2 separate regions of the Homo sapiens genome follow, and region 1 is linked to region 2. A link is a loop called in an ENCODE intact Hi-C map of the cell type or tissue named here. Cell type or tissue: mammary epithelial cell. All regions are shown on one strand. Each heading gives the region's core, and the rest is flanking DNA. Links, peaks and the distances in the headings are about the cores only. Region 1 has its middle 29 kb from the start of LINC03012. Region 2 holds the start of GRM8 (glutamate metabotropic receptor 8).

What was found. A loop is a pair of places that touch in the nucleus more often than their neighbours do. Peaks named below come from ENCODE experiments on the same cell type or tissue, not always from the same donor. Only the 100,000 strongest peaks of a DNase experiment are listed, where the experiment ranks them.
Region 1: it touches region 2 in a loop (8-fold over the local background); 9 of 110 quality-filtered maps call a loop at or near these places.

The regions. Positions count from the first base shown.
Region 1 is chr7:127,446,138-127,449,046 of GRCh38, forward strand. No RefSeq gene overlaps it. Among named protein-coding and RNA genes, the nearest start is that of LINC03012, 29 kb to the right of the region's middle. In mammary epithelial cell, for the core only: a CTCF peak has its summit at 1,432 (motif pointing left); no DNase peak of the experiment used is centred there.
Region 2 is chr7:127,252,434-127,255,342 of GRCh38, forward strand. GRM8 (glutamate metabotropic receptor 8) reads right to left here and starts at 508. Exons shown (of 11, transcript NM_000845.3): 1 at 364-508. RefSeq lists an enhancer at 1,346-1,595 and a silencer at 1,716-1,775. In mammary epithelial cell, for the core only: a CTCF peak has its summit at 1,654 (motif pointing left); a DNase peak (open chromatin) is centred at 1,418; H3K4me3 peaks cover 1,419 bases; H3K27me3 peaks cover 107 bases.

The DNA.
Region 1 (2,909 bases), core at 138-2,637, 190 kb after region 2:
TCTGTGAAGGATAATGTGGGGACAGCCCCTATAATGGCATCTGGCTGATAAAAGTGAGTGAAGCCCCAGTGTGTGAGGAGGCAGAGAGTCCTTCTCTGTGACTCACCTTTCCACTGGGGATCCAAGCAACCCAGTCGAGGAGAAACTTTGTTTCTCCCAAGCCCTGGAGCTAACTTGGGGAGAGACTTGGAGACTCTGTGAGGGAAAGACAGTGGGCAAAGCTGCAGACATTTTCTCAGACCTAGGACCAAGAGTAGGATGCCATTTTTAATCCAGGCGCATACAAAGGCAACCATTCTTAGGCAATTCAGCAGCGTAACTGTGCAGGCATTTTAGTCTCAAGCCAGAGATTGGAATGCCTGCTCTGGAGAAAGGTAGGGGCCTCCACAGCCAGAACTGTGAAAAACACCTCAGCAATAGGTGCTGCAATTGTGCTCTCCCATATTGCAAGCCTGGAACCAGAGGAGAGCAGCTACATCTGCAGTTTCTCCTCAGCAACCAGTCTTGCAGCCAGGGCCAGCTTGATGACCTCGAACTGATCTTCATGTGCCTTGCTGGGTATACTAGACTGCTCCCCTAAGACTGTGGTGCAGTGGGGCCGTCTCTGCTCCACCCCAAGGCAGATTTCCTACCATTCAGAGCACCCATTCACCTGGTTCAGCAGCCTGAGCCACCTCATGCTTCTCAGGCATAGATCATGGTGCAGCAGAGCTTTCTCCACTCCACACCCAGACAGATCTCTAGGCATTTGGATCCTGCTCATATGGATGAGCAGCCTGACCTGCCCCACTGTTCCAGTGCAGAGATCCTAGTTCAGGGGGGCCTCTCTGCTGTCTCTGCTTCATGCCAAGGCAGATCTATGGCATTCAGAGCACCTGCTCATCTGGTTCAGCAGCCTGAGCCACACACACACCCTTCCGGGACATAGATAGTGGTAGAGTGAGTGACTGTCCACTCCATGCCCGAGCAGGTCTCCAGGCATTCAGAGCACCTGCTTGCCTGGTTCAGCAGCCTGAGTCACCCCAGCCCTCCTGTGCAGAAACCTTGGTGCAGGGGGGACCCTTTCTACTCCATATCCAGGCAGATCTTCAGGCATCTGGAACACTCACTCTCCTGGATTAGGAATTTAAACTCCCCCCATCCCCACGCAGAGAACTTGGGACTGAAGAGGTTTCCCTGCTCCATGCCTAGGCACACCTCTTGGTGCTTGGTGGCTGCCTACTGGATTCCCCCATGGTGTTGGTGCTTGTGCCTGTCATCAGGAGATCTATAGGTGGACCTGCTGAGTCCAGCCCCACCCTTCATGGACCCTGCCTCTCCAGGGCTGAGCAAGCAGCTCAGACCACTGCTCATCCCGGGCAACAGAGGGCAACAGAGAGCTTCTGCTAGTAAACAAGGATCAAATATATACCCAGCCACACTGGCCATAGCAGCTGTTACTTATAACTGCCATCTACTGGCCTGTAGGTCAAACTGCACTGCCCAATATAAAACCTGCTGAAAGAAGTGCATAGGGCTATAGAAGCAAAGCCAAAAGACCCTACCCAACATTCTCTACAGTCACACTCCTGGGGTGGAGGGAAGGGAAATGAAAGAAAAAATAATAATATTATTATAGGGGAAGAAATAAAAGAAAAAAACCCTACTCACATGGAAATAATTACAAAAATTAGATGTGACAGTATCTCCAGATGAGAAGGAACCAGCACAAGAATTCTTGCACCATGAAAAATCTGATTGTAGTGACACCACCAAAGGGTCACACTAGCTCTCCAGCAACTGTCTTTAATCAAAATGGAAACTCAGAAATGACAGAGAAATCAAAGTATGGATTACAAAGAAGCTTAATGAGATCCAAGACACAGTTGAAAATCAACCCAAAGAAACTTCTAAAGGAATCCAAACAATGAAGAAAGAGATAAACATCTTAAAAAGAAATCAATCAGAGCTTCTGGAAATGAAATACACACTTAAGAAATTTCAAAATACAATTGAAAGCTTTACCAATACACTGGATCAAGCAGGGGAAAAAATTTCAGAGCTTGAAGATTGGTCCTTTGAATGAACCCAGGCAGACAAAAATAAAAAAGAATTTTAAAAAATGAACAAAGTCTTTGAGAAATATGGGATTATGTAAAGCACCCAAGCCTATCAACTATTGGCATTCCTGAGAGAGAAGGAAAAAAAGTAAACAACCTGGAAAACATATTTAAGGAAATATGTGCCACTGCATTCCAGACTGAGCAACAAAGCATTCTGTCTCAAAAAAAAAGGAAAGAAAGAAAAAGAAAAATAGAAATAACTAAAATTAGAGTAGAACTGAATGAAGTTGAGACCCAAAGATCCATACAAAGAATCAACAAAACCAAAAGTTTGTTCTGTGAAAGGATAAACAAGATCAATAGATCACTAACTAGATTAACAAAGAAAAAAGAGCGAATGTCCAAATAAACACAATCAGAAATGACAAAGGTGGTATTACAACCAATCCCACAGAAATACAAAAGATCCTCAGAGGCTATTATGAACACCTCTATGAACACAAACTAGAAAATCTAGGGGAAATGGGTAAATTCCTGAAAACATACAATCTCCCAAGACTGAATCAGGAAGAAACTGAAATGCTGAATAGACAAATATTGAGTTCCATAATTGAATCAGTAATAAAAAACCTACCAACCAAAAAAAGCCCTGAACCACATGGATTCACAGCTGAATTCTACCAGACATACAAAGAGGAGCTCGTACCAATTACCAAAATTGTTCCAAAAAATCGAGGAGGAGGGACTCCTCCCTACCTTGTTCTACAAAGCCAACATCACCCTGATACCAAAACCTGGCAAAGACACAATAAAAATGAAAACTACATGCCAATATCCCTGATGAAAATAGATGCAAAAATCCTCCAC
Region 2 (2,909 bases), core at 211-2,710:
AACAGACACCCAATCAAGCTCCAATGCCCGGCCAGCCCCTCGCCCCCTGGTGCCCACTCTCCTTCTCCCCCCATTCCCGTCACCTCCGCCCGCTATTTCTCTCACAGACTACGGACATGCAGGGCCATCTACTTGTGCTCAGGAAAAACAAATCACTAGAGTGATATGAGAAGGAATGGTGCACCTGGCTGTCCGCTGAAAGGTTTTAGAGAAGAAAACGGAAAGGGGAATAAAACGGGGGGATTCTCCTTTTCCAACAAGCAGGGCGTTTTGGGGAAGTTTGGGGGCCAGGGGCTTTTTGTCCCGTGGTTCGGCACTTGCTTTCCTCGGAGCCGCTTTCTGCTGCCGGGCGGCGAGTCTTACCCTGCTCCCCGCAGAGGGCGCGGTGAGGAAGCCCGCCGGGGGCCCGCAGCTCCATGTCAGCGCCGCCGCCGCCGCCGCCGCCGCCGCGTGAGGCGAGCACAGCGGCCGCACTTGTGGCTGATCTCTGGGCTGAGGGGGCTGAGCTGGCCTAGCAGGCGCCAAGTCTCTTCCATGTGAATAACAAATACTCCCACCGGCGGCCGCGATTGGTCTGCGCCCGGCGCCTCCCGATCCTCCGCCCGCGGCCATTCACCCGGCGCGGCGCGGGGAGCCGCGGCCAGGATCGCGCCCGGGATCGCCAATCGCTTCGCGCCAACCAGTCACCTCGGGAAGCGGGAGGAGGAACCCCCGAGGGGCGGGAGCCTCTGGATTTCGGTGTCACCCAGCGGCCCTGGCGCGGGCAGGGAGGGGGACCCTCGGCCCGCGGATCCCCCTCCGCTCTTCAGCCTGAAGCGACGAGGAGACCAGAAATGTCAATAGTTCTGATTTTTAAAAATCATCCCCCCTTCCCCGCCCCCAAGAAAAAGGGGAGGACCCAACTACAGAGTGAGAGGGTGGGAAGAAGCGGGAGCGGTAGAAGAAGGAATATGGTTGTGGAGGAGCCCAGCGGCTCCGGCTGCCTGGCGAGCCCGGGACCGGCGCGGGGAGGCGCGACGCCCGCCCGAGCACAGCGGGCAGCACCCGCGAGCCCGGGTCCCCGGTGAACACAGCTCCAGAAAGCGTCACCGAGAATAACACATGGTAGATGACAAGTGTCCCGCCACATGCTTTCTTTTCGGGAATGCTTAAAGTAGAGCCGGCAAGCCGCGCGGTTCCCTTGCAAAGTTTGCCTGGCGCCGCGCGGCGGTTCCGCCATTTGTCCCGCCCCGCGGCTCTGGCGATTGTCTCCCCACTCCCCGCCCCCGAGGGTCTGAGGGACGCGTGCAACAGAGTCCCCAGGGCTCGAGGTACCACACAGCGCGGTCCGCTGCGGGCACTGCGCAGGAAGGGGCATGGGTGGCTACCGGGACGGTCATTTTATTGAGATGATTCAAGGAGCCGCAGACGCGGGGCAGGAAACTCCGGGGGAGCCGTGCTCGGGTTCTGCAGGGAAACCTCGGGATTCCCTTCGCATGCCGCATGCGGAAACCTGCCGGGCTCGACGTGCACAGTCCAGCGCTCCTCCCCACTAGTTACTGCCCAGGCCCCCCGATCCTGCACCCGCCGGAATGAGAGAAAGTAGCCCCTCGCCGCCCAGCTCCCGGGTAGCTGCTCCGGCCGGGCCTTGCGTTGGTGAGAAAGTTCCATCTAGAGGCGGCCGCGCGCAACTGCAGGCGGCGCCCTAGGCCCGGGCGAGCCAGGGAGAGCGGGGCGCGGGGGGAGAGGGGGCAGCCCAGGAGATAAGGAGGATGGAGAAGGACGGGAGAGACCCCGAAAAGGCAAGCTCTAGACCCCCGTTCGGCATCTCTACAATGAATTTTATCTTCCTAAGCATCATGAACTTATAAGCATTATGTCAGGAATCTTTCATTAATTCCTGTATATATCGCCTGTTCTGTTCGGGTTATTTTAATTTTCACATCAACTCTGTGAGATGGTCAAAATTATTAAGCCCACTCTACAGATGGAGGCAGAAGCCGAGGCTTAGAGACACGGCTGGAAAGTATTACAGCCAGAAATCAGTGTCTGGCTTCAAAACCCCATAGCACTTCCTCCCTGGTGGTGTTGGCTTTTCCCAAGGCTGGTTGTAATGTGCGAAGTTTCGATTGAGGAAACAGCTGTCTCTCTCCTAATTTCAAAAAAGGACCCTTGCCCTTTGTCACTTAGAAAAAATCTACAGGTTTTCAGCCCAGGGCACCTCTTCCCCTTTCGTTCCCTTCCTTCTCCCATCTCATGAGAGGCTCTTTGATTGTTGAATCATTATTTTATAGCTGCAACCACAAAAGAGGGAGGGAGGAGGATTTGGAGAGAGAAAATGGGCTGGGTCCTCTGTCTGAAAACCTTTCTGCATAGGGAACCTCAATTCCCTGTGAATGTCTAGTGCAGCTCTGAAGAGGGTGATCAGTGTCCGGTGCCACTTGGGACAAGGAAGGTGGGAAGAGGGAAGAGCTCCTAATTTATGCGGAGATGGGGCTGGGTGGACTTCCTGGTTGCACGCCTGCGTGTAAGACGCTTTAAAGATTTTCTTTTCTTAGGGACTGGAAGAGATCCCTCCTCCCCCAGAAGTGTAAAGTAAGTGCAGTGGCCTGATTTCTATAGCAGGAAGCCCACTCCACCCCAAACTCCAGACCCATGATCCCGGTCTGAGCAATGATATCACAGATAACGTAGAGGTATGAATAAGTCCGTTTTAGACCATTTACTACGTGTGCATTGATAAATTTGAGGGGAAAAGAGACACGACGGAGGGGAAAGGCAGAGGAGGCCCGCAAATACGTTGGGCATCGACAACTGCTGACCACACATCGTCTTCAGGGTAGGCTAGAGGCCAGCTGCAGGGCCAGTTGGGTCGTTGCCTGGCATGAGCCAAGAGGGCAGCAGCCTGGTGCTCTAGTGGGCCCATTTTA